Regions from separate parts of the Homo sapiens genome. Here region 1 is linked to region 2. Evidence: read pairs that join two places in POLR2A ChIA-PET (ENCODE). Cell type or tissue: PC-9. All regions are shown on one strand. Links, peaks and the distances in the headings refer to the core of each region. The heading gives the core; the rest is flanking DNA.

The links. Peaks named below come from ENCODE experiments on the same cell type or tissue, not always from the same donor. Only the 100,000 strongest peaks of a DNase experiment are listed, where the experiment ranks them.
Region 1: POLR2A ChIA-PET joins it to region 2 with 7 read pairs; 6 of 35 experiments call an interaction of 5 or more read pairs at or near these places.

The regions. Positions count from the first base shown.
Region 1 is chr1:52,900,479-52,909,085 of GRCh38, forward strand. ECHDC2 (enoyl-CoA hydratase domain containing 2) reads right to left here. Exons shown (of 10, transcript NM_001198961.2): 4 at 7,390-7,476; 5 at 6,041-6,133; 6 at 4,556-4,612; 7 at 4,168-4,355. Among named protein-coding and RNA genes, the nearest start is that of ECHDC2, 17 kb to the right of the region's middle. RefSeq lists enhancers at 4,591-5,382, 6,069-6,568. In PC-9, for the core only: a CTCF peak has its summit at 4,524; no DNase peak of the experiment used is centred there.
Region 2 is chr1:52,832,252-52,834,751 of GRCh38, forward strand. No RefSeq gene overlaps it. Among named protein-coding and RNA genes, the nearest start is that of ZYG11A, 9.3 kb to the right of the region's middle. RefSeq lists an enhancer at 1-521. In PC-9, for the core only: no CTCF peak of the experiment used is centred there; a DNase peak (open chromatin) is centred at 1,530; H3K27ac peaks cover 621 bases.

The sequences.
Region 1 (8,607 bases), core at 3,215-5,714, 71 kb after region 2:
TTGTTTTTAAAATTTGTTAGAAACAGATTAGCCTCGAAAGATATTTCTTGTCCTCTAAGCCATTAAAAGGAATTTATTTAAATATGTAAGCATATGTGCATAATACACGTCCTTCCATATGCAATGGAAATTTCTGGAAGAGTATGGAAACAATAGTGATGATCTGGGGAGAGAGAGGGATTGGGAAATGAAGGGCTGTTTGGGTTTGCTTGTGACTGAAGGGTTACTGGGATATGGGACTTCCACTTTTAAAACTGGGGTAGTCACAGGTAAACCAGGACTAGCTGGTCATCTTGCCTTTGATTTTTACCTTATGCCCTTCTTACTCCTCTGTTCTTTTAGATTTGCTTGCCATATGTGTTATTATTTAGGTAACTACCCAATAAAGGAAGTAATCTTGGCCAGGTGCAGTGGCTCACGCCTGTAATCACAGGGCTTTGAGAGGCTGAGGCAGGAGGATTGCTTGCCCAAAGAGTTTGAGACCAGCCTGGGCATCATCATGAGATCCCATCTCTACAAAAAATAAAAAATTAGCTGGGCGTGGTGACTTGCACCTGTAGTCTCAGCTACTCAGTAGTCTTAGGTGGAAGGATCACTTGGGCCTGAGAGGTCAATGCTCCAGTGAGCTGTGATCATGCCACTGCACTCCAGCCTGGGCAAAAGAGCCAGACCCTGTCTCAAAAATAAATAAATAAATAAATAAATAAATAAATAAAGTAACCTTTTATTAAAGTTAAAAACGGTATGTACGTATGTTTGTGAGTGAAAACAGCCAAATTCTAGCCAAGTCAGTAGCTTGCACCTGTAGTCCCAGCTATTCAGAGGCTGAGGTGGAAGGACTGCTCAGGCCCAGGGCTTCAAGGCTGTGGTGAGCTATGATCGTGCCACTGCACTCCAGCCTGGGCAACAGAGCAAGATCCTGTCTCTAAAAAGAAAAGAAAAAAAACACAGCTGAATCCATTTCTCAAAGTGTAATGTGTATTTACTATTTAAGAAGGAAATCTGATGCAAACTGTGGATATTGACAGTTTTTTTCTGGGCTGAGAAAACTCTGGAACCATTTGCTACCCTATCAGAGTGGTTTGTCCACTAGATGGTGGCCATCTACACCATCCCTGGCCCTCTCCTATCCGGAAACCTTTATTCTGAGCACCCAGTAACATAGGTGGAAGTTGAAGTTTTGTTTTTCAGGTTGACCCAGAAGGTCTCAACTCTGGGATTACTCATGCCAGTACTTGTTTTTGGTAGACTGGTGTTTTGGTATACAAAGCTACTTTTAAGTACTGAAAATATCAGTAATTATATAGTACCAATATTTTAGTATATTTGGAAATCTGAATTATTTTGTGATTGTTATTTAGTTAAGGCAAAAAGACAAACCCTATAGTCTACAGGTCTAGATATGAAAGCTGCAATCAGCCACTCCATTGAGTGACCCAGAGTTCTGTATTAGTTCGGAGACTTTCTAACCAAGTATAATAGAAACTTGACAGCATTAATATTGTCTAGGCAATAGCATCAGACTCTTCATTTATATATGATGAAGCTTAAAAAAAAAAAAGACAAATGCTTTCAAAAAGCTATAGTCCCTCACCTCCAAATTAAAGAAGATCTGTTTTAAGAAGTATTAGGATTATTTACATTTGAGAGACAGGAAAGAAAGGATTTTTGTTCAAAATTATACTATTTTATTTTATTAACAGAATCTTGCTCTGTCACTTGGGCTGGAGTGCAGTGGTGCGATCTCGGCTCACTGCAACCTCCACCTCCCAGACTCAAGTGATTCTCGTGCCTCAGCCTCCTGAGTAGCTGTAATAAAAGGCATGAGCCACCATGCCCAGCTAAATTTTGTAATTTTAGTAAAGACAGGGTTTTGCCATGTTGGCCAGGCTGGTCTCAAACTCCTGGCATCAAGTGATCCTCCTGTCTTGACCTCCCAAAGTGCTGGGATTACAGCAATGAGCCACTGCACCCGGCTTCTTTTCTGTTTTAATACAAATGAGGTCTCACTATGTTGCCCAGCCTGGTCTAGAACCCCTGGTCTCAAGCAGTCTTCCCACCTCAGCCTCCCAAAGTGCTGGGATTACAGGCGTGAGCCACCATGCTAAGCCAAAATGGTTACTTTTATATGATTAATTCAATATATGTCAATATTAAAATGATGTATGGTTAACTTTGTTTTGTGACATTTGTAAATTTTTGTATTTGAAATACATTAAATATTTAGTTTGTTTTTAAAATTTTGTACATATTTTGCTCTCTTAAAATACCTTTTTTATATTGCATTCTGTATTGTGCAAAATAAATGCCAAAATACCGGTGTTGTTTTTTTTTCTAATACTACAATCACTCTTTGTGACCTTGATGAACAAGTCACTGAACTTTTATGGGTTTTCTCACAGATAAAATGGGGATAATCAGTTCAACTGGATTATTCTAAGAGCTGAGATACTACATTAAGGTACCTAGCATTATAGGCTAAGACAAATTTATTATAAATTAGTCTAACTTAGCTCCATTTAAGCCACTTTTAATCTTTATGGAAATTTGGGATCTCCTGTACCCAACCCCCTGTATCCTGGGCCCCCTGAGAGTTGGGAGAAGCCAGCAGACCCTCGCAGGGCCTTGGATACCCCAGACAGCCAGATCCCAGATATCCCTGCTGAGGGCTTTGGGCCCTGCAGCTGGTAGGGTTGTACCTGGGCAGGGCCTGACCTGCTCCCTACTGAGCATGGTACCCTTTGGGGTACCATGCTGAGAGGTTATTGTTTGAGGATTTTTAATTTTTTTCTTTCAATAGATTTTAGGGAACAGGTGGCTTTTGGTTACATGGATACGTTCTTTAGTGGTGATTTCTAAGATTTTGGTGCACCGTACCCAACGTGTAGTCTTTTATCCCTCACCCTTTCCCATGCTATTTGAGGATTTTTTTAATGAGGGGTTTTTTGGTTGTTTTTTTTGGCTTTTTGTTTTTGTTTGTTTGTTTTTAGCAACGGGATTTTGCTTTGTTGCCCAGGCTGGAAGTGCAGTGGCGTGACCAGCTTACTGCAGCTTTGAATTCATGGGTTCAAGCAATGCTTTTTCCCAAATAACTGGGATTACAGGCTCGAACTACCACATCTGGCTAAAACATGAGCCTGGCCCGTCACGGTGGTTCATGCTTGTAATTCTAACACTTTGGGAGGCTGAGGCGGGAGGATCACTTGAGCCCAGGAGTTTAAAACTGCAGTGAGCCATGATTGCACCACTGCACTCCAGCCTGGATGACACAGCGAGACCCTATCTCTTCAAAGAAAAAAATGCTTAATACATGTCCTGTATGTTGTATTTCTTTCTTTCTTTCTTTTTTTTTTTTTTTTGAGATGAAGTCTCGTCCTGTCGCCCAGTGGAGTGCAATGGCGCGATCTTGGCTCACTGCAACCTCCGCCTCCCAGGTTCAAGCGATTCTCCTGCCTCAGCCTCCTGAGTAGCTGGGATTACAGGTGCGTGCCTCCACACCCAGCTAATTTTTGTATTTTTAGTAGAGACGGGGTTTCACCATATTGGCCAGGGTGGTCTTGAACTCCTAACCTCGTGATACACCCGCCTCAGCCTCCCAAAGTGCTGGGATTACAGGCATGAGCCACCCTGCCCAGCCCACATGTTGTATTTCAAGAATATCCCACCAGGCAGTATGGTAGGAAATATGGGTTGGAAGTTCTGTATCTATTTTAGAATCTTGCTTTTTCAGTCTTTGGGGGATTTTAAGGCTGTGCTATATAGTATAGTAGCCACAAGCCACATGTGGCTATTAGCATTTGAAATGTGGCTAGTGTGAATGAGGAACTGCATTCATTTTCTGCAATTTAAATCATTTGGCTAGTGGCTCCCATACTGGATAAGCACAAGTATAGAACATTTATCTCATCTCAGAATGGTCTACTGGACAGTGTTACATTCAGAGGGCTTTCAAGCCCATTTGGTTCCAGCCCTTTGGAATTCAATTTACATTTTAATTCAGAATTAAAATTTGACTTGATTGTGTTTACTGGATGGTTAAACAAACTCCAAAGAGGGTTAATCATATGTCTCTGGGAGAATGGATGTGCAGCCCAAGGGGACACCCTGCCCCACACATGCCTCCCCCATGACTCCAGCCCTCCTTCTGGTGCCGAGCTGTCACCACACCTGGGGCAGGATCTCCTGGGCCAGTGCTCGTGCCCGCTGGTAGGCGGCGTCCCCCTCCTCGTTCTGGGCCACAGCGTGATTCACCAGCCCCAGTACGTGGGCCTCAGTTCCACTCAGTCGTCGGCCCGTGAAGATGAGCTCCTTCGCCAGGGCCACCCCCAGACAACGGGGCAGCCTCTGAGTCCCTCCTACCAGGATGGAGGGAGCAGGGTGGGAATCAGCATGGGAAGTGGGAACCCAGAGAAGGCTCAGCCTGGGACTCAGCCAAGACTTCTCAGAGGAGCAGGGTTCAGGTGGGAGGGCAGAGCCCAGAACAGAGGGCAAAAAAGGAAAGCAGCGAAGGACCCTGGATGGGGTGGAATTGGGCGGGTGCTGTAGTTGCGATTACCTGCCCCCGGGAGGAGCCCTCGCGTGGTCTCAATCAGTCCCATGACTGCCGAGGAAGCTGCTCAGATAGAACAAAGTGAGGCCTCCCTCCCCCATCCGGTCCCCCAGTGCTAATCCCGGGGGCCACAGCTGCCTCTGCTGTCTACTCGCCCCTCTAGCCACTTGCCCCATGGTCTGGCCACAGCCAGGCCTCTCCAGACTCTGCCTTTGGAAGAGCCCTAGCCCAGAAGTCAGGAGCCCAGGCCCTTATTTCACCATGCCCCTTTGATGGAGTTGTAAGTCACCAGCAAGTCTCACCCTTCCCAAGCCTCAAAGGTGGAAGAAAGATGGCTGGCCCTCTTCTGTCTGCTTCAGAGAGCCGCTAAGGATCACACGAGGTACGACGCTTGGAACAAGGAGAGTTCCTAGGAGGTGCCCCATATCTATTTGTGGATTACTATTAATAGGTTCTCTGGCTTAGCCCTGGCCTGGCCTAGAATGTCAGTGACTCCTGCTCCTGCTACAGTCGTCCGTTCCAGCTTTGTCACAGCCTGAAATTGCCCTGACTGTTCCAGTCCATGTCCTCCTGAGTTCTGCTTCCTTCCTTCGAGAAACTTGCCTTGACTGACGCACCCCCCCGGGTCTGTCTCCTTTTCTGAATTCCCTCAGCATGGACCATGTGAACGTGGGCAGAAGGGAGTGGGTTTTACATTCACTCCGTCTTAGTCTTCCCCAAAACCCTGTGAGTTAGTTGCGTGAACGTGGGCATGTGAGAAGGAGAGTTGGGGCTAGACCAGCCTGGTATTTTGGTGCCTGGACACCTGGTCAGTTCCTTCTCTTTGACCTGCATTGTGTAGACAGAAGCTACTTTCATGCCTGGAGCTACACATTTTTATATGTTGCTCCTGGGGTGGCAGGAGAGAGCGGTGGGGGGAGAAGGGAAGACATTCAGACTTTGCCTAACTGCATCCAAGAAGGCTGCTCCTAATCACCAGGTCAGTCACCTGAGAAAATGATCAGTTATCTTCTTTATCCCCTCCCATTCTTCAAACAAAGCTCAATTGCTCAGAACAAGTAATGCAAATTTGGCTGGTGCCAGTATTCCTGCCCAGGCACCTTTGTGATTAGCTCAGCCATTGACAAACTATCCCTGAGGCTCACCTTTTTCCGAAACATGGTCGATAAATCTGACTTGGACAGAATGGGAAGACTGGACATTGCTCTTTGACCTCCTTGGCTCGTAACAGCAATTGCTCTGAGGTTGGTCAAATATTCCCAAAATGAAGGAAGCAGGTTCTGACAGGTCACAGATACTACAGCAGCTAATGGCTGCACCAGGAGGGGAAGCAGCTTCTGCCTGAGCACCCTCTGTGCTCTGCCTTGCCTTAGTTTTGCTTTTGGTTGGAAGCCAAGAACAGTGGCTGACTGCAGAATGTCCAGACTCACCCTGTTTCACTCACCCCTGACTCCCTAGCCCCACCCCCTGCCCCCAGTCCTGGCCCAGTACCTGCCACTCGGAGGTCACAGGCCAGGGCAAGCTCTAGGCCTCCGCCCAAGGCAAACCCATCCATAGCCGCAATGGTGGGTGCAGGGAAGGCTGCTGTGGAGAGGAAGAAAGGCTCAGCCTGCAAAGCCCTGGTGGGACCAGGACAGAGACTCAAGGCTGGGGAGGGGCAAGCTGGTTGGGACAGAGGCCTCAGTGGACCCAGGTCTGGGGACATTACATGGAACCTCAGCCAGGTTATCTTAATTCTTTTTTTTTTTTTTTTTTGAGACGGAGTCTTGTTCTGTCACCCAGGCTGGAGTGCAGTGGCATGATCTTGGCTCACTGCAACCTCTGCCTCCCAGGTTCAAGTGATTCTCTTGCCTCAACCTCCTGAGTAGCTGGGATTACAGATGTGCGCCACCACGCCCAGCTAATTTTTTTGTATTTTTTTTTTTTTTTTTTTAAGTAGAGACGGGGGTTTCACCATGTTGGCCAGACTGGTCTTGAACTCCTGACCTCGTGATCCGCCCGCCTCAGCCTCCCAAACTGCTGGGATTACAGGAATGAGCCACTGCGCCCGGCCTCTTTTTTTTCCTTTTTTCTTTTTTTTTTTTTTTGAGATGGAGTCTCGCTGTTGTTGCCCAGGCTGGAGTGCAATGGCACAATCTCTGCTCACGACAACCTCTGCTTCCCGCAGCCAGGTTATCTCAGAAGCCAATTTTCCCTTTAGGGAAAGTTACAGAATCAGCCAGGGAAGAGGAATGGGAGGATGGGCTGGATGATCCCTGTTCAGGCCTAATCCGCTGGCCTCCCTGGGGCCTCCCTTTCTTTGTGCCAAGCCCTGTGCTGGGTGCTGGGAACTGGGAACACAGAATGAATCAGACATAGCCTTTGTTCCCATGGGGCTCAGTCTCATGGGGAAGACAAATGTGTATCAGGCATTATTGACCCAGGATCATCAGTGCTCCAATAAAAAGCTCAGAGGGTGGGTTGGGAAGGCTTCCTGGAGGAGGAGGTACTGGAGGGCTTGAAGGACAAGTAAAAGTTCAAGTAACCAAGAAGGGGTATCTCAGGCAAAGGTAACAGCAATTGTCAAAACTTGAAAGCATGCTTGGGGAAACTTAACTGCTTTGGAATGGCCAGGCTTGAACCCTGAGGGTGGGGCGGGACACAAAAGCTGAAGAGCCAGAACTCCCTCTCTGAGAGAACTGCCCTCGGTCATCCTCCTCCATCCCCCTGGGTGAGTCATCTGTCTTATCACAGAACTCCAAACAGAAAGAAGACTCTCCTTAGATGCTGGTGGGGGTAGCGGGACTGTCATCGGCAGGGACCCCCAAACCCCCTCCTCCACCCCACACCCAGATCCTCACCGATGTCATTCATCAGGCCCCGGAGTCGCTGGACAAACACCCCCACCTCTGCTTCACTCATCTGTTCCCGCTCCTTCAGGTCTGCACCTGCAGATGGCGAGGGTTGGTACCAGCCCTTAGGAAAATGGCACTTTACGGAATCCCAGGCGGTTAAAGGATCCAGCAAAGAAGACCTGAGGACAGGCAGCCAGCGAGGAAGGAGAAACACCAGGAACCCGGGCAAGGAAGTCAAGGGAAAAGAGGAGCATCAAACAAGGAGGGTGTGACACTGCAGAAAGGTGAACTGGACTCCATCAAAATGGAAACCTTCTGTGCATCAGAGGACACTATCAATAGAATACAAAGACAACCCACAGAAATGGCTGGGTGCAGTGGCTCACGCTTGCAATCTCAGCATTTTGGGAGGCCGAGGCAGGTGCATCACCTGAGGTCAGTAGTTCAAGACCAACATGGTGAAACCCTGTCTCCACTAAAAATACAAAAATCAGCCAGGTGTGGTGGCGGACACCTATAATCCCAGCTACTCAGGTGGCGGAGGCAGGAGAATCACCTGAACCCAGGAGGTGAAGGCTGCAGTGAGCTGAGATCGCACCAACTGCACTCCAGCCTCGGTGACGAGCAAGACTCCGTTTCAAAGAAGAAAAAAGAAAAAAAAGAAAAGACAACACACAGAATGGAAGAAAATATGTGTAAATCATATATCTGATAAAGGTTTAATATCTAGGATATATAAAGAACTTCTCCAACTAAACAACAAAACAACCCAATTCAGAAATGGGCAAAGGGCCAGGCGCAGTGGCTCACACCTGTAATCCCAGCACTTTGGGAGGCCGAGGTGGGCACATCACCTGAGGTCACGAGTTCAAGACCAGCCTGGCCAACGTGGTGAAACAGTGTCTCTACTAAAAATACAAGAATTAGCCAGGTGTGTTGGTGGGCACCTGTAATCCCAGCTACTAGGGAGGTTGAGGCTGAGGCAGGAGAATCGCGTGAGCCCAGGAGGCAGAGGTTACAGTGAGCCAAGATTGTGCCACTGCGCTCCATCCTGGGTGACAGAGTCTCAAAAAAAAAAAAAAAAAAAAAAAAAGGAAAAAGGACTTGAATAGACATTTCTCCTGAGGAGATACACAGATGGTCAATAAGCACTTGAAAAGTTGCTCAATCTCATCGTCATTAGACAAATGCAAATCAAAAACCACAATGAGATACTACCTCACG
Region 2 (2,500 bases), core at 1-2,500:
CAATGGCACGATCTTGGCTCACTGCAACCTCCGCCTCCTGGTTTCAAGAGATTCTTCTGCCTCAGCCTCCTGAGTAGCTGGGATTACAGGTGCATGCCACCACGCCTGGCTAATTTTTGTATTTTTAGTAGAGACGGGGTTTCACTATGTTGGCCAGGCTGGTCTGGAACTCCTGACCTCAGGTGATCCGCCTGCCTCGGCCTCCCAAAGTGCTGGGATTACAGGTGTGAGCCACAGCGCCAGGCCAACTTGAAAATTTTTAAAAGGAAGAAACATTATTCTGATAGCAAGGAGATTCAGCTTTCCAAACGACCCAATGAAGATAGCCTGAGGCCGACTGATTGTCTCCTTTCCTTCCCTTCCCCCTTTTTCTTTTGTAGTTTACTTAAATGGTAAACAAAAATGCCGGGCCTTGAAAGAACAGGGCCATGAAAGGGGGTCTCTGGTGCCTCCTGTTTTTCCCAAGGAGTCCAGGCTGTTAGAACTTGAATATTCACTTTTAATTAAGCTGACTTTTAACCATAGCACTCTTTAATAAAATCCTTTTAAAATGTCTTATTACCCAATTTTAGCCAGGCCAAAAGGCTGATATTCCTGGCTTTTGAACTTTACCAAAGGTAAAGTTAAGGACTCAGGAAGGTTCTCAGAGAAAGGAAGATTTAAGATAGTCAGTGGAGAAGAGACTAGAGACGGTCATGCAGTTATTAAACCGGAAAGGACTTACTTCCTAAGCAGGGAATTGAGCTAGTGTGAAAGGGCAAAGCCTTGACTACTGAGCTACAGCACACGGCAGTCTTTTCTTTCCCTTCCCAGAAGGAGTTTAGAATAGTTAATTTTGAGCTTGCAAAGGCTTTTAGTTAAAAGATAATTTTTAGAGCTAACTATGACAGAAACCCTAAAATTATTGTTCCCTGGAAGGCAAAGACCAAGAGAAAGTATTGCCACATGGTTACAAGGTCAAGCTCCTAAGGACGTAAAACAAGATGGAGACAAACAGTGGTTTTTACCATTCATTCAACCATTTGCACAGAGAGAGAGAAGCCAGAAATTTGACTGGTAAGAAATTCCTGGCCAAGCGTGGTGGCTCACTCCTGTAATCCCAGCACTTTGGGAGGCCGAGTTGGGTGGATCACGAGGTCAGGAGATAGAGACCATCCTGGCTAACACAGTGAAACCCCGTCACTACTAAAAATACTAAAAAAAAAAAAAAAAAAAAATTAGCCGGGCGTGGTGGCGGGCGCCTGTAGTCCCAGCTACTGGGGAGGCTGAGGTGGGAGAATGGCGTGAACCCGGGAGGTGGAGCTTGCAGTGAGCCAAGATAATGCCACTGCACTCCAGCCTGGGCGACAGGGCGGGACTCCGTCTCAAAAAAAAAAAAATTCCTACCCTTTTGCCAGCATGCCAGGCTTCTGGGTTCCCTTTCCCTGAGTGGCCCTAGTGACTCAGCTTGCTGCATCATCACTCTGGGGGCCAAGCCGCATCATAAAAGAAAATTATCTTTCTTCGTTCTGGCCAGAGCAAGATACGTGTGACAAAACAGACATTAGTCACTCTGCTTAGCACCCAATATCAAACTGACAGAGCTCAAACTTGCCTCTGGTTGTGCCCCATCATCGTTAATCCAACCTCCGACCAGGAATTTCAACCTGTGGTCTCTGGGCAAGATGGTCGCCCTGAGTAACAGAAAAGATAAGCAAGGGAGCCGGGCCAGGCAAGGTGGCTCATGCCTGTAATCCCAGCACTTTGGGAGGCCAAGGCGGGCGGATTGTTTCAGGTCAGGAGTTCAAGACCAGCTTGGCCAACAGGGTGAAACCCTGTTTCTACTAAAAATACAAAAAATTAGCTGGGCGTGGTGGCGCACGCCTGTAGTCCCAGCTACTCAGTTGGCTGAGGCAGGAAAATTGCTTGAACCCGGGAGGCAGAGGTTGCAGTGAGCCAAGATCTTGCCACTGCACTCCATCCAGCCTGGGTGATAGAGCAAGACTCCAACCCAAAATAAAAAAAGAAAAGAAAGGGAGAGAGAGAAAAAAGCATTGCCTGCGGCAGGGTTGGGAAGGTGAAATGATCAGGGAAGCCAGAGAAAGACCCACCCATTGCAACGACTCTGAAAAGTTCAGTCAGCTGCTTCTCGGTAGCAAAGGGATCTTTTCCAGCAGTCTCATCAGCTCTCAAGTTTCCCCTTTTAGGGGGGAAAACGCTCCCCCGTCCCATGATCCTGTACATGCCTAATGGCCACTCACAGCCTTCAGCAAAGAGTGCAAGGCAGATTATTCCAAAGAGAATAGCAGTTGACATGCTGTAGTACCAAACCTGTTCTTAGCCAAAAGGGGCTTTACGAAGAGCCCTCATGTTTAAATGTACTTCAGTGCATTGTTGTTCATTCGGCACATTCCACTGTAAGTCACCTTTAGTAAGATTTTGCCATTTCTGTAAGACTTCGCTGCCTCCCAGGCCTAATGTATAACCCAAAAAGAACTCAGTTTTCCAGAAATTAAGGATC